Regions from separate parts of the Homo sapiens genome. Here region 2 is linked to region 1. Evidence: read pairs that join two places in POLR2A ChIA-PET (ENCODE). Cell type or tissue: Caco-2. All regions are shown on one strand. Links, peaks and the distances in the headings refer to the core of each region. The heading gives the core; the rest is flanking DNA.

Region 1 (12,200 bases), core at 2,861-6,860:
AAGCCTTTGACAAAATTCAACAACCCTTCATGCTAAAAACTCTCAATAAATTAGGTATTGATGGGACGTATTTCAAAATAATAAGAGCTATCTATGACAAACCCACAGCCAATATCATACTGAATGGGCAAAAACTGGAAGCATTCCCTTTGAAAACTGGCACAAGACAGTGATGCCCTCTCTCACCACTCCTATTCAACATAGTGTTGGAAGTTCTGGCCAGGGCAATCAGGCAGGAGAAGGAAATAAAGGGTATTCAATTAGGAAAAGAGGAAGTCAAATTGTCCCTGTTTGCAGACGACATGATTGTTTATCTAGAAAACCCCATTGTCTCAGCCCAAAATCTCCTTAAGCTGATAAGCAACTTCAGCAAAGTCTCAGGATACAAAATCAATGTACAAAAACCACAAGCATTCCTATACACCAACAACAGACAAACAGAGAGCCAAATCATGAGTGAACTCCCATTCACAATTGCTTCCAAGAGAATAAAATACCTAGGAATCCAACTTACAAGGGATGTGAAGGACCTCTTCAAGGAGAACTACAAACCACTGCTCAAGGAAATAAAAGAGGATACAAACAAATGGAAGAACATTCCATGCTCATGGGTAGGAAGAATCAATATAGTGAAAATGGCCATACTGCCCAAGGTAATTTACAGATTCAATGCCATCCCCATCAAGCTACCAATGACTTTCTTCACAGAATTGGAAAAAACTACTTTAAAGTTCATATGGAACCAAAAAAGAGCCCGCATCGCCAAGTCAATCCTAAGCCAAAAGAACAAAGCTGGAGGCATCACACTACCTGACTTCAAACTATACTACAAGGCTACAGTAACCAAAACAGCATGGTACTGGTACCAAAACAGAGATATAGATCAATGGAACAGAACAGAGCCCTCAGAAATAATGCCGCATACCTACAACTATCTGATCTTTGACAAACCTGAGAAAAACAAGCAATGGGGAAAGGATTCCCTATTTAATAAATGGTGCTGGGAAAACTGGCTAGCCATATGTAGAAAGCTGAAACTGGATCCCTTCCTTACACCTTATACAAAAATCAATTCAAGATGGATTAATGATTTAAACGTTAGACCTAAAACCATAAAAACCCTAGAAGAAAACCTAGGCATTACCATTCAGGACATAGGCATGGGCAAGGGCTTCATGTCCAAAACACCAAAAGCAATGGCAACCAAAGACAAAATTGACAAATGGGATCTCATTAAACTAAAGAGCTTCTGCACAGCAAAAGAAACTACCATCAGAGTGAACAGGCAACCTACAACATGGGAGAAAATTTTCACAACCTACTCATCTGACAAAGGGCTAATATCCAGAATCTACAATGAACTCAAACAAATTTACAAGAAAAAAACAAACAACCCCATCAAAAAGTGGGCAAGGGACATGAACAGACACTTCTCAAAAGAAGACATTTATGCAGCCAAAAAACACATGAAAAAATGCTCATCATCGCTGGCCATCAGAGAAATGCAAATCAAAACCACTATGAGATATCATCTCACACCACTTAGAATGGCAATCATTAAAAAGTCAGGAAACAACAGGTGCTGGAGAGGATGTGGAGAAATAGGAACACTTTTACACTGTTGGTGGGACTGTAAAGTAGTTCAACCATTGTGGAAGTCAGTGTGGCGATTTCTCAGGGATCTAGAACTAGAAATACCATTTGACCCAGCCATCCCATTACTGGGTATATACCCAAATGACTATAAATCATGCTGCTATAAAGACACATGCACACGTATGTTTATTGCGGCATTATTCACAATAGCAAAGACTTGGAACCAACCCAAATGTCCAACAATGATAGACTGGATTAAGAAAATTTGGCACATATACACCATGGAATACTATGCAGCCATAAAAAAGGATGAGTTCATGTCCTTTGTAGGGACATGGATGAAATTGAAAATCATCATTCTCAGTAAACTATCGCAAGGACAAAAAACTAAATACCGCATATTCTCACTCATAGGTGGGAATTGAACAATGAGATCACATGGACACAGGAAGGGGAATATCACACTCTGGGGACTGTGGTGGGGAGGGGGGAGGGGGGAGGGATAGCATTGGGAGATATACCTAATGCTAGATGACGAGTTAGTGGGTGCAGCGCACCAGCATGGCACATGTATACATATGTAACTAACCTGCACAATGTGCACATGTACCCTAAAACTTAAAGTATAATTAAAATAATGATAATAATAATAATAATAGTAATAATAATAAAAGAAAAAGAAAATTAAGTTAGGAATTGCAGAGGGTAGCATAAGTTATCCCACTTATTTAAGATTTAATGGAGGAAAATTTAGATGTTTATGAGATGTTCTGCTGAATTAAATTCAAGACCTATGTCTTATCACTAGAAATCCTTCTATTTACAAAAATGCAAGACGTTTTATCTGCTTTTTTTTTTTTTTTAGATGGGAATAAAGTAAATGTATAGCTTTCTTACTCTTACTGGAGATATTTTTCATTATGGGTTTTCATCAAATCTCATGTTATGTTGTAGATTTTTATATTTAAATAATGTGTGTGTGCATGTGTGTATTTTTATGGTGGATTATAAAAAAAACTCGAGTGAAAATGAAATTCTAGAATAATGCTTAGTAACACCCTCCAGCTTTCATAGCATTCAACAATTTCGGGTTTGCAGTTAGAGAAAGTGTAGTCCTCTCATCCAAGTGTGAGATGCTCAGCAGTCCAGGTTTGGCATTTGATCCTTGTTATCTAGTTAAATGGAAGTGTGGCATTATACAATGCTGAAGAGAAAGCACTAAATCAAATTCAATATTCATAAATAATTGAAAATATGCATATATTTATATATAATCTTATTCCTATAAAGTCATAGTATGTATAAAGTCATAGTATGTAGGAAAACCTTTATTGCTTTAGAACATGACACGGTGCTTACAACTGAAACAAATAAAATTTGTTCAAACATACTTAAAATCTCTTTTCATTGGGAATTACGCACTTTTGGCAATAATAATCAAGAATTTTCTCTAGGATTTTGAGAACAGCATAGTGTTGTTTTCATCCTAAAGAAGGATCAGTCTTCCATGTGAAGATAATAAAAAAGTAGTATTTAAGAACTGCTCCTTTGAAACACTTTGAAAGTGTTCTAATTTCTAAGTCACTCAACGCTTCTGTAATTTTCCTTACAGCAGGATATGTAATTGGGAATGATAGGATTCTGATATTTAAATTTAACATGCTGGGTTTGGGATTTTGGTTTTATTTTGGTTTGTTTTTTGTTATTATTTTTAAATCTCATAATTGTGCTCAGTAAGATAGGAACATTAAATATTTATATAATTTTAAAATATTAAATATATATATATTTGCACAGAAAATTAATAAAACATACTATGTTCATTATGAAGTTTAAATGTTGAGTGTTTATGTTTGACCATTGAGGAGTCAATTTTGCCTAAACATTGAGTGTACCGTACATATTTACACACATGTAAAAACTCCTGCTTACAGATTTTTGTTTATTTTATCCAGCACATCATAATCTCCCTTTTTTGAAATATTCAAATTACGTAAAATAAAGAATAATAGTAGAGTTACTGTCAAGTAACATTTACCTGACATTTACCAAGGTGGGATATGAACCATTTGCCATAAGCCCTGTCCTAGAGACCAGTGTTCTGATATCATCTGAAAACTACTTTTCCTGTCAGTAAAATGCATATCAGATTTTTTTCTAAAAATGCTCTCTGAGAATCATTATAGCTTGTGTTTCTATGTTGACTTTGACTCTCAGTAGAATTGATAATTTTATAGTGGATAGGATGAGTAAAAATGCTTCAGTATATAGGACTGTGGGCACCTTTAGGTCCTAAGATATGCCTAGGCTATACCAAGTTGAAATGCATTCCTGCATCAGCAGCATGAACATATATTTGCTGGTTGGGCATGGTGGCTCACACCTGTAATCTCAGCACTTTGGGAGGCCGAAGTGGGTGGATCACCTAAGGTCAGGCATTCAAGACCAGCCTGGCCAACATGGTGAAACCCCATCTCTACTAAAAATACAAAATTAGCTGGGCGTGGTGGTTCACGCTTGTAATGCTAGCTACTCATGAGGCTGAGACAGGAGAATCACTTGAACCAGGCAGGTAGAGGTTGCAGTGAGCTGAGATTGTGCCATTGCACTCCAGCCTGGGCGACAAGAGTGAAACTCCATATGAAAAAAAAAAAAAAAAAAAAGAAAAAGAAAAAAGAAAATATATTTGCTTCAGAATACAAGACATTATATTATTGATGTTTCTAAATATATGCTCTTTACATTAAATTATTAGCCATTATTTTCTTTTAGAGTCATTTATGGATTAAATTAGATGCCACTGAGCTCTAACTTACAGAGCTTTTAGAAGTAGTGACTTGTTTTGTAGGGTTTAAGCAGGTTACTTCACTATGTGGTACTGCATTTTTCTCAATCAATTCCTACCATATTGCAGTCTTTCAAGTGATTTATTTTCAAAGAGTCTGCTTTCCTGAGATGGTGTCTTGCCCCATGTATTTCACCAAGCTGTCATACATTCTGTAATGGGTATTTCAATAGGTCAAGTTCAAATGCATTTAAAAGGCAAGATTAGTAGTTATGTGCTTGCATTCGCTATGTGCACTATTTGCTTTGTGTCACAATGGGGTCATGAGTGTATGCTTTAATAGCACAAGTGTTGTAAAATTACTCGTCAGCAGCAGCCAGCGAGAGAATAACACAAAAGATAATTGGGGAAAAAATATTTGAAGGATGCACAAATCAGAGAGGCATTGATGCAAATCTCAATTCTGAAGACTAACAGTTTCTCTGTAATGTCTTCCCTTATTCATATTGATTCACCTGTCAGGAATGTGTCTGCTAGGGCTAAAAAATATGAAAATGTGTGACAGTAAAAGTTTCTCATCAGACTTTTTATTAGGCAAGAAAATCTCTGAGAAATCTTTACAAGTGGCTTGTGTTGCAGAGGCCAAGTTTGCAGCTTGCTGATAAATGTGTAATCAACTGGGAGATGTAAGCATACATGCCATAATTGGCTTTGCATTTTAGATATAGACCCAAATATAGTGTGAAAAAATACACTTAGAGTAACTGCTAATTATGACAGATTCCAAATGCACATGCATTTTCACAAGGTGATTTCTGAAATTAAATTTGTGTTTTATTTTGATAAAATACTTTAATGGAGGTTTTGACTGGTAAATAAACTCAGATTTCAAGATTTTTAAATAGCAGCCTCTGTGCCTTGGTTTTCTCTTACAGTGATCGTAGGAAGTGGTTTGTTTAGTTATTTATTTTAAATATCTAATGGGACACTTGGGAAATATTGAGGTCATAGTTACCTTATACCTGTTTTCCAAAGCAGATTGAAACAAAATATCTAGTAATATATATTATGACCTTGTGGGCATTGTTAAGCCTTGTCTTTTGGGGCAGTTGCCCCTTCCCTTTAACCCTTATCTACCAGTAACAAGAAGAGTGCTTCAAATTAGAGCTAACAGACAGACAGAGCCCTGAGAGCCACAGCTATACCTTGAAGTTGTACTATGACTACATCTTTTGTTTTGTTTTCTAATATAAACTCTTTTCCTCACCTATTTCCTGGAACCTAACTTTAACCTTGAACCTTGTTTTTCCCTGTTGGTTAATAACCCAGCTACAGACTTTAAGACCCAAAGTTCACTGCCACAATTGGCAAAAACCTATTTGTTTGGGTTTTTTAATTAATCCAAGCTCTGAGTTTGTCTGTTCCCAATTCAGCGCTTGAATTAGCCTATTATCCTTGATTCTGAGTTTTTCTCTGCCCCAGGGCTCAGAGGAGTCATTGAGGCACTGGCCCTGCCCAGTCACAGCCCCTTCTGTGCCCATGGTTGCTATAGCTCACTGACATGCACAATGTGCTGCAGAACCCGGTGACTTTATGGTAGATAGTGGTTCTTTGTGTATGAAGTGATGTTTGAAGTGGAGTCAATTCTCATTATTTATGGTAGTTTTGTTCTATAAAGTTGCCACACAGACTGAATTAGTGAATAACAAACCATTACTCTCAGATAGGCTCCCGTGAACCTATGATCAAATTTCCATCAACCTTTTAATATATAACCTTGTATATGTGTGATTCTTTTTAAAGACACCTTATTTAATATATATTGTTGATTAACTAACATTGAACTCATCCCTGGACAAAGTTTATCTACCATATATATATATATATATATATATATAAAATCCACAAGACAAGGAGATAGACTTTTTGTTTTATTCTGACAAAAGACTTTAATGGGAGGTCCTTAGGAACACTAAACAAAACTTCACTACACTTGGGGCTCAGCTGGGAATGTCAGCCTGGAGAGACAAATGTTTGGCTGCTCTGCTCATGGCTGCAAATAACCATGAAAGTGCAGCAGGTATTAATTTGGGGGGTCACAAAAATTTTTAGCAAGCAGGTGATTTGCAAATATGGAATCTGCATATAATGAGGCTTGACAGTATCTATTTTTTCTAGATGTGGTAAATGGGAAGGAAGATTCTGCGACTTTTTATATCTTTAGTTTTTATTCTTCACTTACTGGTTTTGAACCAACTTCGGCATTTCTGTAGGAGACAGAGATGCTTTTCTATTTTGATTGGTCGGCCTTTCCTCTCGTCCCTTTCTTTCTTCTGCCTTCAAGAATAGAGAATAATAATTTGGACAGGGTGTGAAATTTTTATTGGTCCACATTTATTAATAGCTATGATTCTTGTGTGTAAAGGATTACACATATATCTGTGTGCAGAAAAAAATTAATACACCAGGCCTGAGACTGATATCCTTCTTAGAAAAGTGTGCTTGCAAGCTTGTCTCTTGGCTGGCATTTGGGAACTTGAAATTTCAGGACAATTCTGATTACCCTAAATGATAACAATGACTGAATGTTACAAAACTTTTGTGCAAACAATAAGGTTTATACTGAACACCTTTTTTTCTGGGACTCTGGAACTTTGATAAGTGCTGGGCAAGATGCCTATGTGATGAACCTCCAATAAAAACCTTGGGCACTGAGTGTCTAAAAGAACTTCCTTTATAGACAACACTTCATGCATGTCACAACTTGTTGCTGGAGGAATTAAGTGTCTCCTGTGCGACTCTACTGAAGAGGACTCTTGGAAGCTTGTGCCTGATTTCCCCTGGACTTCACCCCACACACTTTATCCCTTTGCTGATTTCGCTTTGTATTCTTTCATTGTAGTAAATCATAGCTGTGAGTAAAACTATACTGAGATCTTGAGTATCCTTAGAGAATTAGTAAACCTAGGTGATACTGGGCACCCCGACACAGTTTGCGTGCCTCTTAGTACCTTCATCTCTCATTGTCTTTTGTCCCTGGGAGAAAAGTGGATGCAGGACCTTATCCCATATTCTCATTCTCTCTTCCATTTCTTCTATGCCATACATATGCTAGACTGTCAATGAGGTTGCTTTCATCTTTGTTGTACTTCTTTTCTCTCTTTGCCTTCCTTTCACAATTTGATAGACTAAGGGTGGTAAGTGCCCCAGATTTGGAGTCATTTTTTTCTAACCATTGAAAGTTTCACTTGAGACTATTGCTTAAGTCTTGTGCACCAACCTAGCTTTAGCAGAGAACCCCAAACTAAAGTTAGTCACTGACATCGCTGTTAATAGAACCTTCTCTCCCCTTTGCATATTGTTTACTGTATATTCCTCTGTCAGTTCCCTAACACAAAACAGAGGTGATTGGCAGGGCAGAGTTAAAACATTATAATATCACCAAAGCCCTAATATTCCTTGCTTTTTTCTCTGCTCATTTTTCTACTCAACCCATCTCCTCCCATCTTTTTCCAAAGTGGATTGTGGTAGATGTCATCTGTGTTGGTAGAATTAGCTTTTCCAAAGTCTTCTTTCTTGTCTTAGTAATCTTTCCTGCATTCTCCAATCTATCTCATTTCATTGAATCTCATGATTCCAACCTTAACCTAGACAACAGGTTATATTCCTAGGAAAAATAGAATATACCTCATCACCTGTTCTTTATGATGTTTTTATATACTACCAGTGATGAGTTTTTCTTCCAGTCTTTATTTTTTTAAATTCAGAATAAACGGTTTACCGGAGACAGCAATTTTAAGGTCAATACATGACACAGTGATGCTGCTTCAATTGCTTGTCCAGGAGCTTTTAGGTTTCTGTCAAGATGATGGCTGATGATTTCTTTTAATTGACTTTATAGATTGATATCTTTCTGGACCTATTGAATTCCAGAACTGACCATATAATGTGGTGGTTACAGTTTCTTCTGAGACAAACTCTCTAAAATGTAAAGTCATACTGCTAGAGTTAAAATCCTGCCTGCATCAGTGTGAGCTCTGTTACCTTGGACGATGTTTTAAAAATGATTATCAGCTTTAGTTTTTTTATCTGTAGAATGAGGGTTACATGAGTCAATAAGATGTAAGGCGTCTAGGGTCACAAAGTAAATTCTAAATGCTATTAATAATGATAATTTTACTAATTAGACAAAGATGAATTTGAAAGTCAAGGAAATAGTATGGATAGCACGAAGGATGAGGATGTAAAATCAGGAATGTATGATTAAAAGTCCTGGTCTCTCCATTTTACTAGTTGTGTGACTTTGAGAAGTTCTCTGTTCTTCAAGTGTCCTCCTTATTAAAATTGAAATAATATACTCATGTCCAGTGTGTATATGACAACTATATGTCAATTATATAGTAATAGTGATTGAATTATGTCTAACATAGAAAAGATAGAAAGGCATCTATTATAATAATTATGAAAGAAATTGGGCCAACCTGAGGAAATAATGTAGTGAACTATGGATAATTTATTTTTTCTATATTATGAACTTATTTACGAAAGTGTGTTTTTAAAATATTTTTCAGAAGTGATTACATTTTCATTATAATTTCATAGGTATTTATCAGCTTGCCTGTCACCTCCAGTAAGTGTGCGTTTCTTCAAAGTAGTACATGGTTTTAGAGTCTTAATCATCTTTTCACCCCTGAGTTCTAGCAAAATTTCTGATTTTCAATAAGTTCTCAGTAACTGGTAAATTAAATGTAATTCTCATTGTGTTGTTATACCTAAAAGCCATGCCTAATAGGAAATATTGAGTATTGTTAGGGGTACTTAGAACCATAAAAAGAATCTTAATAGTTTTCCTTAAAAATATTATAAAGAAAAACTAAATAGAAACAGTTAATTATGTATATGATCAACACGTTACTTTTTAGTACTTAAAAATTAGGTAATAGTCTATTTAGAGAAAAGACTAGTTATTGGTCTAGTTAAAAAAAAAAGAAAACTTAGGGAAAAAACAGACTTTCAAGTTGAATGTGAATTTTGATTTTTCCTCTCTATTATTTATGTCACTAAGTCCTCTTAATTTTCTCATTTTGAGGTTTCTCACATCTGTCCTTTTCTCCTTCCATGGCCACCATCCTAGTTTTAGAGATAATTTAACACCAGCTAGTTAATTCATTTCCTAATATAGAGCAGCATTAAATTCAAGACTACTAACATTAGACTACTAGCAATAAAAAAGGTTTTTTCCATGGGTACTTGTAAATGCTTTTCATAAAAATTTTAATATCTATAGCTCCTGGTCTTCTTTTTTACTTAATGTCTGTGCCTACACTCAAAATATTTTTAGGCATCAGCTAAGTATGTACCTTAATGAAGTTTTACAAGATGCACACCCCGGTGACCTGTAGTTGTTTGACGGGCAGGAGAGCAGGGTTTCTTTTCTAGAAAAGCTACATTATTATCAAAGGACACAAACTTAAAATTCTCAACACACTCTTTTGGTGTTGGCCTTCAAACCTTGATTTAAGATATACCAGTCATTTGAATAACTAGAAAGATCAGTTTAAATGTAATTATTTCCTTGATTTTTCCTTGATGCTACTACCAGATACATATACACACATTAAACAATCACACACACCTGGCGGTAATCTATACCAACACGGTATATTGGAAAATCTATGAACTTAAAGCCGTAGGTTTGGATCTCAATTTCATAGTGGCAGTATGACTTTGGGCATGCTACTAAGCCTCTTAGCATATCAGTTTCTTTATCTTGCAAGTGACGATAATAATAAATTCACAAAATTTTAGTGACAATGCAATGAGATCAAATATGTAAAATACCCAGATCTTGATACATATTATAAAATCCTCCCTAAGTATTAAGTCCATAAAATCTTTCATCTTTCATAACTCTTCTTCTATAGCCCTAAGCCAAATCTATCATATTTTTATAGGTTGGGAGTATAAATATTTCTTATATTTCTTCCTAGGCTGAAACCATCTTAAGGGCCAGAACTTCTTTCTAGTTACTTCTGTAGCCCCACATATCTTAGCCTGGTATTCTAATTTCAACTCATGTTTCGTCCATTGATATCTGAAAATAATTTTTTTGAACCAAACTATTTTTATGAATTATTCCAGTATTGCCTATTATTAATAACTTTTCTTTATGATCTATCATGCTATGGAAGCTCTGATGGAAATGTTCACCATCTCCATCTAAGAACATTGTCTTTTAGAGTCACTGAAAGATTTATCACATCAGCATGCCTTCAACTCGTACTGAGGATTTTTCTATAAGTAGTTCCCACTTCTCAGTGTCACCATGTTTACCAGTTTGAGTTCTGTATTTCCTTTTAGTTGAAGTATTACCTAGTTTAATGCAACCTGGACTTCTTTCAGAGCTATCAGCAATCTTCACTTTTTGGAAGTCCTTGACTTACTGAAGTGAGGGCTAGATCTTATTGTTTGTTAAGCATAAAATATGTTTATTCTGTTTTTACTTTTCTCTATTTGCTTAGATTTAATTTTTGATGAGTTTCACTGTCATTCTTCCGTTTAATATTTATCCTATTCTTACTATGGACCAGACATTGGGAATATAATTTCTCAAAATTAATGCAGAATTTATCTTCATGAAATTTATTATCTAGTGGAAACGGATTCATTGAATTTACTTGCCAAAGTACTGGAAGTAAGTTGCAGAATAGCATGAAATAAAACTGGAAAGGCAGGCAGGGGCTAAAACAGGAGGTCTTTGTTGAGGATTTGGAATTTAACTGGAGAGAAATATTAAGCTTCTGAAGTGTTATAAGCATCTTTTTAAATGGTCACTTTAATTGCTCTGTGGATTAGAAGAAGGCAAGTGGGGGAGTTAGAATTAAGTTAAGTGGCTATTGCAGTAGTTTCAACAACAGAAGATTATGACTTAGTCTAGAACTGAAATAGAGAGATTGCTGTGATGTGACAGTGAGGGCACGTTAGAATGAAGTAGAGACATGCCAAAGTGATTGCATATTGCAGGCAGAAATAGGACTACTGCAAATAGATTAGATGTGTGGGAAACTATATCTGAGAAGACTTCCAAGATTATTGCATGAGAAATAACCTGGGTACAGGTGCCATTTATTAAGTTGTGGAAGTTTGGATGAGAAAGTAATTTTTTTCAATAATTTTTAGGGGTACAAGTAGTTTTTGATTACATGGATAAATTGTATAATGGTGAAGTCTGGGTTTTAAGTGTACCCCTCACCCAAATAGTATACGTTATACCCAACAGGTAACTTTTTTATCCCTCACCCTGTTCCCATCCTTCCACCTTCTGAGTTTCAAATGTCCATTACACCACTCTGTATGCCTTTGCATAGCATATGGCTTAGCTGTCATTTATTAGTGAGAGCATATGGTATTTGGTTTGTTCCTGAGTTATTTCACTTAGAATAATAACCTCCATCCATGTTGCTACAAAAGACATTACTTCACTGAGAATTGATATTTAGGATGATAGTAAGAGTTCACTTTTAGATGTGTTCAGTTTTAATTCCTGTAAAATATTTAAGTAAATTTTTAAATAAGCAATTGGATATATCAATCAGAAGCTCTAAGATGAAGCTTGGACTAGAGATATAAACTTGGGAGTCATCAACAATTCTGGAATTTTAGAAAAGAATACTTTAGCAGGAAGTAGAATAGAAAGATGAGAGTGATAAGATCATCCACGTGTAGTGGATGCTCTGCTGTACTGAACAGATTGTTCCTTAAGGACCAAAGCATTCATTTCCCCCAGCTACTGTTACTGTTGGCTGCTGATTGCTCATAG
Region 2 (12,200 bases), core at 3,064-7,063, 130 kb before region 1:
TTCTTAGGTATTTATTCACATTTCTATTCTTACCACTTTGTTCAGCCCATATGATATTTTTATGGGTTGTTTATATATTCAGTTTTCTTAGATCACCCTATAGCCATGTTTCTAATAGTTGGAATAGAAGTCAATTGAATTAAGCCAGGTGAGGAGCTATTCCTAAGCAAGTGGTCCTTATTCAAAGACCCCCAGATGACACTATATCAATCGTTTCCTTCTTAGTACATAGTCTGGCCTGACCCCAGATTCAATGGAGGCACACAGAAAGAAATTCAAAAGCTTGTGAAATATTAAGCACCACGGGGATAAAAAATAAATCCACAAATCTAGTGGCGATTGGTTTTCCAGAAGGTAGAAGGGTGCTGACTATAACCATTAGAGCATAAGAGATGTAGTTTAAAGGAAATCATACAATATTTTAGCAATATTAATGTTTCATATTTCTAAGTAGCAGAAACTGGTTTTTATTTGAGTATCCTCACCACTTTTCACTATATTTGAAACACAGAAAGCTCTCAATTAGTCTTCTTCGTACTGAGCTTACAATGCGCAAATCCCCTACATATTTTATTGGTTTTTAATTCTGTCTTCACATCTTGTGATGCAGTTTCACGGTTTTGGTAGACAGAGTATATAATAATAGTTTAACATCATGGCTAAGATATTGAGTTTCAAAATGGTCAAAGATGGGCTTAAAACCAGTGCCACCAGCTTGTAGGTAACCATTAAGAATAATTTCTGGGCCTTTTGAGTCATCCAGTATTTTGCCTCAGATGGATAGATTTCTCTGAATTGGGTTTTTACTTGTTGTAATCTCCTCTAGCATTGTGAAAATGTTATGAAACTTAATCGAGTCTTTCTCACTTCCGTTGGATGAACAGTATTTTACATGACAAGTATGTGGTTTGTAGATCCTGCATACTCTTTATAGAATTATATATCATCAGTGCTTTAGTTTTTAATCATTTATTTTTTTTTCTTTTTCTCAGGATCCTAGAAAACTTCTCTTCACAACTGGTAAGTTGTTATTCTTAGCCTTTTCTTTAGGTTTAGGAACATCTTTAAAAGTAGGCATTATCGGACTGGGCGCAGTGGCTCATGCCTGTATTCCCAGCACTTTGGGAGGCTGAGGCGGGCGGATCACCTGAGGTCAGGAACTCGAAACCAGCCTGATCAACATGATGAAACCCCATCTCTACTAAAAACACAAAAAATTAGCCGGGCATGGTGGGTGGCAAGTGCCTGTAATCCCAGCTACTTAGGAGGCTGAGGCAGGAGAATCACTTGAACCCAGGAGGCAGAAATTGCACTGAGCTGAGATCGCGCCACTGCACTCCAGCCTGGGCGTGACAGAGTAAGACTCCGTCTAAAAAATAAAAATAAAAATAAATAAAATAAAACTAAGCATTATCAAATTACACAACAATTAGATATATGTTACAAATATAACATATGGACAATTTGCATGTAAGAATAAATATTTGGAGTTAAAGGATAAGGTTGCAATGAGAACAGAGACAATGCAAACATTGGGGTGTGAATAAATGGAGAGTAAAAATAAGCAAATACATTTCACTGTCGTATATTCTTCCAATCAAAACAATGCAACCGCATTCTTATTGAGGGCCTGCTTTGTGCCTGCTGCTGTGGCAAGTGCTGTAGGAGATAATGCATGTTTAACAGGCTCCTGCCCTCAATGTATTGGAAAGGAACACCAAGCACTGTGGGTATCCATGGAGTTCTTATAATTCAGTAATTTAGTGCAACTTTTTTTAATCTTAAAATTTACAACAAAGAGGAGAAACAGTCATTAAAATAAGTTATTTCTTTGAAATGTGTCTCCTATTTCATTTGTAATTTATTTTTCCTTTTCAAGCTTATTGTCCATGAAATCTCAGTCTAGACTATTAATTTGTTAAAGCACGTTTGAACATCTCAAAATTTCCCCTGATGTTAAACAATTTTTGCTAAAAGTCTTCTTTTTCCCAACCTTAGATTTATAAAGATGAAAGAATAAAGATGCATTTGGGGAATTTTTAGCACATATTTCAGGGACAAGGATGATTGCATAGTTGAGATGCTCTATCATAAATTGTTGGGTGTAATACCCAATTAAGTATTGGAATTGCACATGGGACTGAGGCACATTACCCTGGCAAATGCATTATTTTTCTTTTGAATCAATTTTATGATGAAACGTCACAATAATTCTAGTGCTTTCCCCATCCATGTCACAGCTATATATTTAGATTTATAAGATACATTTTACTTTTGTCTATAGATTTATAATACTTGCCACTTGCAAAGTATTTCACAGTTTTCTCTTTAGGAACACAATTTAGTTTTGCTTTCAACTTTGCTCATTGAAAACATGTTTTCATTTAGGCCTGAAGAATTGGGTGAGAACAAAAAGTACAGAAAAAGAAAACTTTACGTATCAACCAATGTATTTTTTGGTTTACAGTGAATTCATTTAAGAGAGAGAAACAAAAGCTTTGTTTAATATTATTTTCTAAAACATAAAGTTTAATTGAAGCCTTGGAACCTTTAAAATGCTTTGAAAAGTTTAGTTTACAAAGACACAAAGAGATTTGTTATGTGACTAAGCTATCACATTAAGGCACTAATATTATTATACTATTAGTAGTATTATTATTAGTATTGTTACTATTAGCACTATTATGATTATACTAATATTACTAATATTATATTAATAATATAATATATAATTATATATTATATATTATTATATATAAAATAATATATATTATATTATTATATATATTTTATATTATATATTATATATATAATATATAATATATTATATATTATATATATAATATATAATATATTATATAATATATATAATATATAAGATATTATATAATATATATAATATATAATATATTATACACTATATATTATTATATTATTATATTATATTATATTATATATAGTATTATATATAGTATATATGATATAATAATATAATAATATATAGTATATTATATATTATTTATAGTATATATAGTATATAATATATAGTATATATTATATAGAGTATTATATATAGTATATAATATATACTATATATTATATATAGTATTATATATAGTATATAATATATAGTATATATTATATTATATATAGTATATTATTATATATAGTGTGTAATATATAGTATATATAGTATATAATATATATGCTGTATATTATATAGTATATATAGTATATAATATATATGCTGTATATTATATAATATACATAGTATATATTATATTATAATTATATATTATATATTATTTATATTATAATTATATATTATATATTATATATATTATATAATATATAGTATATATAGTATATAATGATATATACTATATATAAGCAAGTTTAACATCTCAAAATATTTTATATGTAGTATATATATTATTATATATTATATATAATAATAATATATTACTATGTTATACTAATATACTAATAATACTAATATTATTATACTAATAACTAATACTTCTTATAAGCAGGTAATCTCACTACCTAGCATGCAACCCTATCATCCTATGTCCTTTCCCAGAGGTCCCCATGAGTGGTGTTGGACTTAGTAGAGAAGACACTTAATACAAATTTCCTGGGTCTACCTTAGTGTGTGTCTGGGAAAGACTTGGCAAAGTGTTTTACTAACCTTCCCAGGTACTTTGGGAGCTGCTGTCCTGTCACTACTGAACATCTCATCATACTCTTGAGCATACCGTCTCGCTACTGCCTGCCTTTTGTATTAGGTATTTATTGTAAGTAACCGAGAGATAATTTAAAGTATGTGAGAGGATGTGCACATGTTATGTATAAATACTTGAGCATTCTCAAACTTGGTATCTGTGAGGGGTCCTGGAACCAATCGCATGGATATTGAAGGATGACTGTAAAAATACTGTGTTGTAGAATAGTTTATTTCCTTACATGTACTGTCTTTTCCACTTGTAGGTGAGCTTCTCTTGGGTTGGGAAGGGCTGCTTCTAGAGTATGCAGGGTCCTAGGTAAACATTTTTTTATGGCCTCTGGCAATAAAAACAATTTGACTCACCCAATTCAGCAAATTAGCACCATTTTGGTGGCCCATTCTCACATAATTTCAAGAAAAGAAGTACTATGCTGGCCAGCAGGAGGCATCCACTTCCCAGGTCATCAGTCTGGAACTGGGCTCAGACACAGGGCTCCCTAAGCGTGAGTCTGGAGCTCCTAAGGCATCTGTTTGTCCCCACTGAAGACTAGCAGGTGACAGTGCAAAGTAGAGTCTAAGGATGGTAATGGCATGAAAGACACCTTTTTCTATCAATGAACTGAATCCAACTTTATATCACTAATGTTGACTAAAACTATTCCACAGCCATCTCTGAATGTTCTCAGGCACAGCATCTAGGAAACATTGCCTCAGCCTCCCAAGTAACTGGGATTACAGGTGCCCGTCACCATGCCCGGCTAAGTTTTTTGTATTTTTTTTTTAGTAGAGATGGAGTTTCACTATGTTGGCCAGGCTGGTCTTGAACTCTTGACCTCATGATCTGCTTGCCTCAGCCTCCCAAAGTGCTCAGATTACAGGCGTGAGCCACTGCGCCCAGCTGATAAAGAGTATTTTTATTAGTTAATAGATTTCATGGATTTTTGTTTGTTTAATATTACATAGAGTCTTCTATCTCTGTGTGTTGGAATTTTTTTCAATGGAATCTAGTATTGACAAATTAAGATTGTCTTGTAAAAAATAAAGTCTTTGGTTATACAAGTGACATAAAATATAGTGGCTAAACTTACTACATAAGAAATGTTATAAACATTCCAATTAAGGATTTCTAAGGTAAGATTAATAGATTGAATTATTTAAATGTTCATTTAAAAATGCTTACTATATATCTCCAAATTTGGTAGTAGCTTTTATGGTGAGAATAAAATGGATAATATCTAACTTTAATTTTAAAAACCCTCAGAAACAAATATAATTATGTTTCCAATTATGTTAGTAAAATAGGATAATGAATAGATAATGGTATATTTCTGACCACATCTGGGTATGGATGAAAACAATCTCTCAGGTTCATCTAGAAATTACAATGTCATGCAATTATTCATTTTAAAAGCTACTAATTAATAAATTTAATATGCATAAATATAAAGCCATAAGAATAAACATGTAAACATGTATTTTGCTAAGGAAACAAGTATAGGTTTGGCTTCCTAACTTGAAGGACTAAAAAAATTCACAGGAGAATCAAGGTACTTCACTTGGACAAGCAACTTTGCCCGGTGAGATTAGACTAGCCCAGTGATTTCCAGCCGGTGTTTTCAGACTCTTGGAATGTGTTGTAATAAGGCTAATATATTGGGATTTAGCTGAGCTGTCAACCAAGGCTAGCTTAGGGTGCCCTTTGATGTGCCCTGAAAGCACTCAGTGCTTAGCTCTCTTTACAGCACTTAATGCCGTGTGTTGCAATTTCCTGCTTAACTTGTCTGTCTCCACCAGTGGACTGGGAATTTTTGTAGAGCAGAATTTATTTTATCTCTAGCATTTAACATCTAACAGTACACTGTATATGCCTACAAACTGTTCACTGAATGAATAAAAGTCATTTGTTTAACTCTTTTATTTGATGCATAGATCTTCTTGTAATATCCCAGATAACAGTTACCCCTGACTTTTTGATCACTCTGATTATAGTATGCTTTTCTGCCCTTGCTAATTGTAAGTTCTTCTTCATTGATCTGAAATCTATTACTTTATTAATTGTACACTTTGGTCTTTTTTACTTTTGAGAAATAAGAAGGAAAAACAAATTCTTTAGATAAAAGAGATAACTTTATAAATCTGAAGGAACATGGAAAATCTTCAGATTTATTCTCCTTAGTTTGCAGATGAGATTCAGTGAGATTGGAGTTTTGTGTAAGGGACAGTAACAAGAGTATAATCCCAGACCATATACATCATTGGCTGGGTCGTCTGGCCCTTCTATTTTATCCTCAAATGACTGAAGTAAACTATTTTACTTCCTCTAAGTCTTTCCAATATGTTTTCATGTTCTGACCTAAAAGCAATACTCTGATCTAATAAGTTTAAGAAAATATTTAAGTTTAATCAGGTTTCTTGAATTTAATACTTCTCAGAGACTTTTATACATTAATGTACCCTGTGACTTTTTAAGGAATGGTTATAGTATTTTTAGTAATAGAAACTAATATTTCAAGGAATTAATTTTCAAATAATACACTTTGGAAATTGTGGCTCTATTCTAAACATACTCCATTTTTCCAGGTGTTCTTTCGATGAAGTAATTTGCAGACATCCCATGACTAATTTTGGCATGTTCAAAACTATATAGGAAAGTGTATGCAGACATAGAAGAACACTAATAAAGGCCCAATAAAATATTGGAAAGGCCCCTCTAACTATAATTTCACACTATGTAGCCATCTGGGATTCTATCATTTAGTTATTCATGTGGACAAATAAAGGTTTTCTTTTTTAACACTTGAAAACAGTGAGACTGACCTCTTCTTTTTTCTCTCAAATTTATGAAATTATAATTGAAGTACACTAATTATACACATGTATACAATTTGATTGGTTTTGATACATACATATATACACATACATACACAATAGTGGAACCATCATCAAAAGTTAGATGATAAATATTTTTATTATCACAGAATATTTTTGTGCTCTTTTATAACGCATCTTGCCCTCTACCCCTCCTAGCAACTGATCTGCTTTCTATCACTGAAGAATAGTGTGAATTTTCTGGAATGTTATATACAAGGAATCATAGAATTTGTACTTTTTCAGGACTGGAGTGGTTTAGCTTCTTTTATTCAGTCTAACAATTTTGTGATTCATGTATATTGTTGCTTATCTATCAACACTTTATTTTTTTTTTATTGCTGATTAATTTTCCAGGTACAGATAAGTACCACAATTGTTTATCCATTAATCTGTTGATGAATATCAGAGTCGTTTATAGACTTTGACTGTTAAAAATAAGTAGCTATGAACATTCTTAAACAAGTCTTTGCATGGATATATGTTTGTTTCTTTTGGGTAAACACTTGGAAGTGCAATGGCTGGGTTACTTTGCAGGCATGCTATTTTTCCAAAATAGTGTATTTTTCATGCTGCTAGTTCTTTAGAGTGAACTAGACTAGTTATCTTACCCATCTCTTACAACTGGGAAGTAAGCACTCACTGTAGGAAATGGAAAAATCATGAAAAAGGAAGTACTTTTCCTCTAGGAAGGAAGCGTAAAGAAGAAATGATTTGGATTAGGTACATTAGGGAAGGGCACCTTTTGTTAGGCTTCTAAAACTGTCTACTGGGAAAGTGAGGAGGTGCGAGTACTCAAGTGCTGAGAACCCATAGACTAATTCTCTTATTTTTCATGTGGTGCTTTATAAGTGAAATTTGTTTCTACTGTACTGAGATTTCGAATGCTGTTATTTTCCAGTGATTCTAACTCTGGAATCCTAATGATACACACCTGTGTTGCTCTTACATTGTACACAAGGTGTCTGCTTCTGCTGGTGGCTCATAGTCTATGACAGACCTTCTATTTCATAGTAGTTTTCTTGACAAGGAAAGAAGCAGAGGAATGTCACTTTTCCAGATGGAATTGTCCCAATAGCTTTTCTTTGTAGTCTGATTTAAGATTATCTCAGATGGGATATTCAGGACTTACTGTTGCTTGTGAGAGTAAACAAATGTAACTTATTGACAGGATATTTAATTTTGTAATAATACAATACTAAAGGAGACCATTGACACTTTAGCTGTTTAGGATATTGTTTTTCAGTTAGCTATTCATTTTGGACATGCTATATGTGCTAATGTTGGATTTGTAGCAATCTATCCTGCCATTATAATTTTGACAATATATTTGCACATTTTATTATTTTAAAAAAACAAATGTTATGCCATATCTGAAGCACTTGATTTCAACATATTTTTCATACTAAGGAGAAATATGTCTGCAAGTATTTTTAAAACATCAACATTGTAGTTTATTCTAGAAACCTCCAATTTTTGTTCTGTGTTTTGTGATTTTTGAAAACACTTTAGGCTTTATTTTTTGTTTAAAATTATTCTAGTTAGTGAAGCCTAAAAGCAGTTAATTGAAATTGAAACTGAAGGCACTGCTTAGTTTCATAAGAGGAAGGAGAGCATGAGGGAGATTTAGTACTATGGTGTTTAAAACCAAAACAGAAAGAGTGCTGAAAGTTAACCCTGTCCTGTTGCATTAATTACTGATGTTTAGTGTATACTTTTAGAAGTAAGTACCTATTTGCCATTCTGAGTAGAATATTTGGGAATTAAAAAAAATGGAATATTCTGTAAAATAGATAAAAGATCCTGATTGGTCTAAACGACTTTGAAACTGTACTGATTTTAATAAGTTCTGGTGTTCTGTACCACTGTAGAATGACTATAGTAAGCAATAATGTATTATATGCTTTCAAATAGCTAGAAGAAGGATATTGAATGTTCCCAACACAAAGTAATAATAAATGTTTGAGATGATGGATGGATATGCTAATTACTCTGATCTGATCACTTTTACTTTATATGTATGGAAACATCACTATGTACTCCATAGCTATGTATAATTATTATCTGTCAATCAAAAATTAATTTAAAAAATTAAAAAGTAAAGGGCTTGTTTGAGGGAGAACATACATGTAGATGTGGGATTTGAATTAGGCTTCCCACAGAACAGCACAGTATTTCGGATTCTAATATAATCATTTTTTGTATTTTTTTCTCACTATGATTTAAGTAAAAACCTACTTGTATACATTTTTATAGTTCCTGGCCTGACAGGGGTCTGCATGGTGGTGGTGCTATTCCTCATGATCACAGCCTCTACATATGCAATAAGGTAAGTGTCAGAATCAATTATTTTGATGTGTATCTGTCAGGTTATTTAGAAAAAGTCTTGAGTAATCAAAATGTTTAACCATTGTAGTGTCCTGGTTAATGGACTATTCTGGGTAAGTAAGAGTGAAGTATAGCTGTTTCTATACATGACTTCTTGTTTCTGAAAGTTCTCTTGTATTAGCAAATTTTCTGGATTGGTAAGAAATTGTGTATGGAGACTGCATTTGATGATCAAAAGAATTAGAGTTCTTCAGAATTTGAGTATCTTTTGAAGGATAGTGTATCTCTATGGGACACGGGATTGAAATCAATGTGTACATATGGGGACCTTAGAAATTCCTAGGAATATGTGACTTAAAATTATTTTATTTTATTATTTCATTATTTTTAAGATTTAACATTGTGATTTTATTTTATTTTATTTATTTTTTTATTATTATACTTTAAGTTCTAGGGTACATGTGCATAATGTGCAGGTTTGTTACATATGTATACATGTGCCATGTTGGTGTGCCGCACCCATTAACTCATCATTTACATTAGGTATATCTCCTAATGCTGTCCCTCCCCCTCTCCCAACCCCACAACAGGCCCCGGTGTGTGATGTTCCCCTTCCTGTGTCCAAGTGTTCTCATTGTTCAGTTCTCACCTATGAGTGAGAACATGTGGTGTATAGTTTTTTGTCCTTGCGATAGTTTGCTGAGAATGTTGGTTTCCAGCTTCATCCATGTCCCTAAAAAGGACATGAACTCATCCTTTTTTATGGCTGCATAGTAATCCATGGTGTATATGTGCCACATATTCTTAATCCAGTCTATCATTGATGGACATTTGGGTTGGTTCCAAGTCTTTGCTATTGTGAATAGTGCCGCAATAAACATACGTGTGCCTGTGTCTTTATAGCAGCATGATTTATAATCCTTTGGGTATATACCCAGTAATGGGATGGCTGGGTCAAATGGTATTTCTAGTTCTAGATCCCTGAGGAATCGCCACACTGTCTTCCACAATGATTGAATTAGTTTACAGTCCCACCAACAGTGTAAAAGTGTTCCTGTTTCTCCACATCCTCTCCAGCACCTGTTGTTTCCTGACTTTTTAATGATCACCATTCTAACTGGTGTGAAATGGTATCTCATTGTGGTTTTGATTTGCATTTCTCTGATGGCCAGTGATGATGAGCATTTTTTCATGTGTCTTTTGGCTGCATAAATGTCTTCTTTTGAGAGGTGTCTGTTCATATCCTTTGCCTACTTTTTGATGGGGTTGTTTGTTTTTTTCTTGTAAGTTTGAGTTTTTTGTAGATTCTGGATATTAGCCCTTTGTCAGATAGGTAGACTGCAAAAATTTTCTCCCATTCTGTAGGTTGCCTGTTCACTCTGATGGTAGTTTCTTTTGCTGTGCAGAAGCTCTTTAGTTTAATTAGATCCCATTTTCAATTTTGGCTTTTGTTGCCATTGCTTTTGGTGTTTTAGACATGAAGTCCTTGCTCATGTGTATGTCCTGAATGGTATTGCCTAGGTTTTCTTCTAGGGTTTTGATGGTTTTAGGTCTAACATTTAAGTCTTTAATCCATCTTGAATTAATTTTTGTATAAGGTGTAAGGAAGGGATCCAGTTTCAGCTTTCTACATACAACTAGCCAGTTTTCCCAGCACCATTTATTAAATAGGGAATTCTTTCCCCATTTCTTGTTTTTGTCAGGTTTGTCAAAGATCAGATGATTGTAGATGTGTGGTATTATTTCTGAGGGCTCTGTTCTGTTCCATTGGTCTATATCTCTGTTTTGGTAGCAGTACCATGCTGCTTTGGTTACTGCAGCCTTGTAGTATTGTTTGAAGTCAGGTAGCGTGATGCCTCCAGCTTTGTTCTTTTGGCTTAGGATTGTCTTGGCAATGCAGGCTCTTTTTTGGTTCCATATGAACTTTAAAGTAGTTTTTTCCAATTCTGTGAAGAAAGTCATTGGTAGCTTGATGAGGATGCAACTGAATCTATAAATTACCTTGGGCAGTATGGCCATTTTCACGATATTGATTCTTCCTATCCCTGAGCATGGAATGTTCTTCCATTTGTTTGTGTCCTCTTTTATTTCGTTGAGCAGTGGTATGTAGTTCTCCTTGAAGAAGTCCTTCACATCCCTTGTAAGTTGGATTCCTAGGTATTTTATTCTCTTTGAAGCAATTGTGAATGGGAGTTCACTCATGATTTGGCTCTCTGTTTGTCTGTTATTGGTGTATAAGAATGCTTGTGATTTTTGCACATTGATTTTGTATCCTGAGACTTTGCTGAAGTTGCTTATCACCTTAAGGAGATTTTGGGCTGAGATGATAGGGTTTTCTAAATGTACAATCCTTTCATCTGCAAACAGGGACGATTTGACTTCCTTTTTTCCTAATTGAATATCCTTTATTTCTTTCTCCTGCCTGATTGCCCTGGCCAGAACTTCCAACACTATGTTGAATAGGAGGGGTGAGAGAGGACATCCCTGTCTTGTGCCAGTTTTCAAAGGGAATGCTTCCAGTTTTTGCCCATTCAGCATGATATTGGCTGTGGGTTTGTCATAAATAGCTCTTATTATTTTGACATATGTCCCATCAATCCCTAATTTATTGAGAGTTTTTAGCATGAAGGGTTGTTGAATTTTGTCAAAGGCCTTTTCTGCATCTATGGAGATAATCATGTGGTTTTTGTCTTTGGTTCTGTTTATATGCTGGATTACATGCATTGATTGCATGTGTTGAACCAGCTTTGCATCCCAGGGATGAAGCCCACTTCATCATGTTGGATAAGCTTTTTGATGTGCTGCTGGATTCGGTTTGCCAGTATTTTATTGAGGATTTTTCCATCGATGTTCATCAAGGATATTGGTCTAAAATTCTCTTTTTTTGTTGTGTCTCTGCCAGGCTTTGGTATTAGGATGATGCTGGCCTTATAAAATGAGTTAGGGAGGATTCCCTCTTTTTCTATTGATTGGAATAGTTTCAGAAGGAATGGTATGAGCTCCTCCTTGTACCTCTGGTAGAATTCGGCTGTGAATCCATCTGGTCCTTTTTTGGTTGGTAGGCTATTAATTATTGCCTCAATTTCAGAGCCTGTTATTGGTCTATTCAGGGATTCATCTTCTTCCTGGTTTAGTCTTGGGAGGGTGTATGTTTCCAGAAGTTTATCCATTTCTTCTAGATTTTCTAGTTTATTTGCGTAGAGGTGTTTATAGTATTCTCTGATGGTAGTTTATATTTCTGTGCGATCGGTGTTGATATCCCCTGTATCATTTTTTA

Evidence for each region. Peaks named below come from ENCODE experiments on the same cell type or tissue, not always from the same donor. Only the 100,000 strongest peaks of a DNase experiment are listed, where the experiment ranks them.
Region 2: POLR2A ChIA-PET joins it to region 1 with 6 read pairs; 2 of 35 experiments call an interaction of 5 or more read pairs at or near these places.

Annotation. Positions count from the first base shown.
Region 1 is chr11:89,303,290-89,315,489 of GRCh38, reverse strand. No RefSeq gene overlaps it. Among named protein-coding and RNA genes, the nearest start is that of TYR, 130 kb to the right of the region's middle. In Caco-2, for the core only: no CTCF peak of the experiment used is centred there; no DNase peak of the experiment used is centred there.
Region 2 is chr11:89,429,508-89,441,707 of GRCh38, reverse strand. NOX4 (NADPH oxidase 4) reads left to right here. Exons shown (of 18, transcript NM_016931.5): 6 at 993-1,020; 7 at 8,852-8,924. Among named protein-coding and RNA genes, the nearest start is that of NOX4, 56 kb to the left of the region's middle. In Caco-2, for the core only: no CTCF peak of the experiment used is centred there; a DNase peak (open chromatin) is centred at 5,417.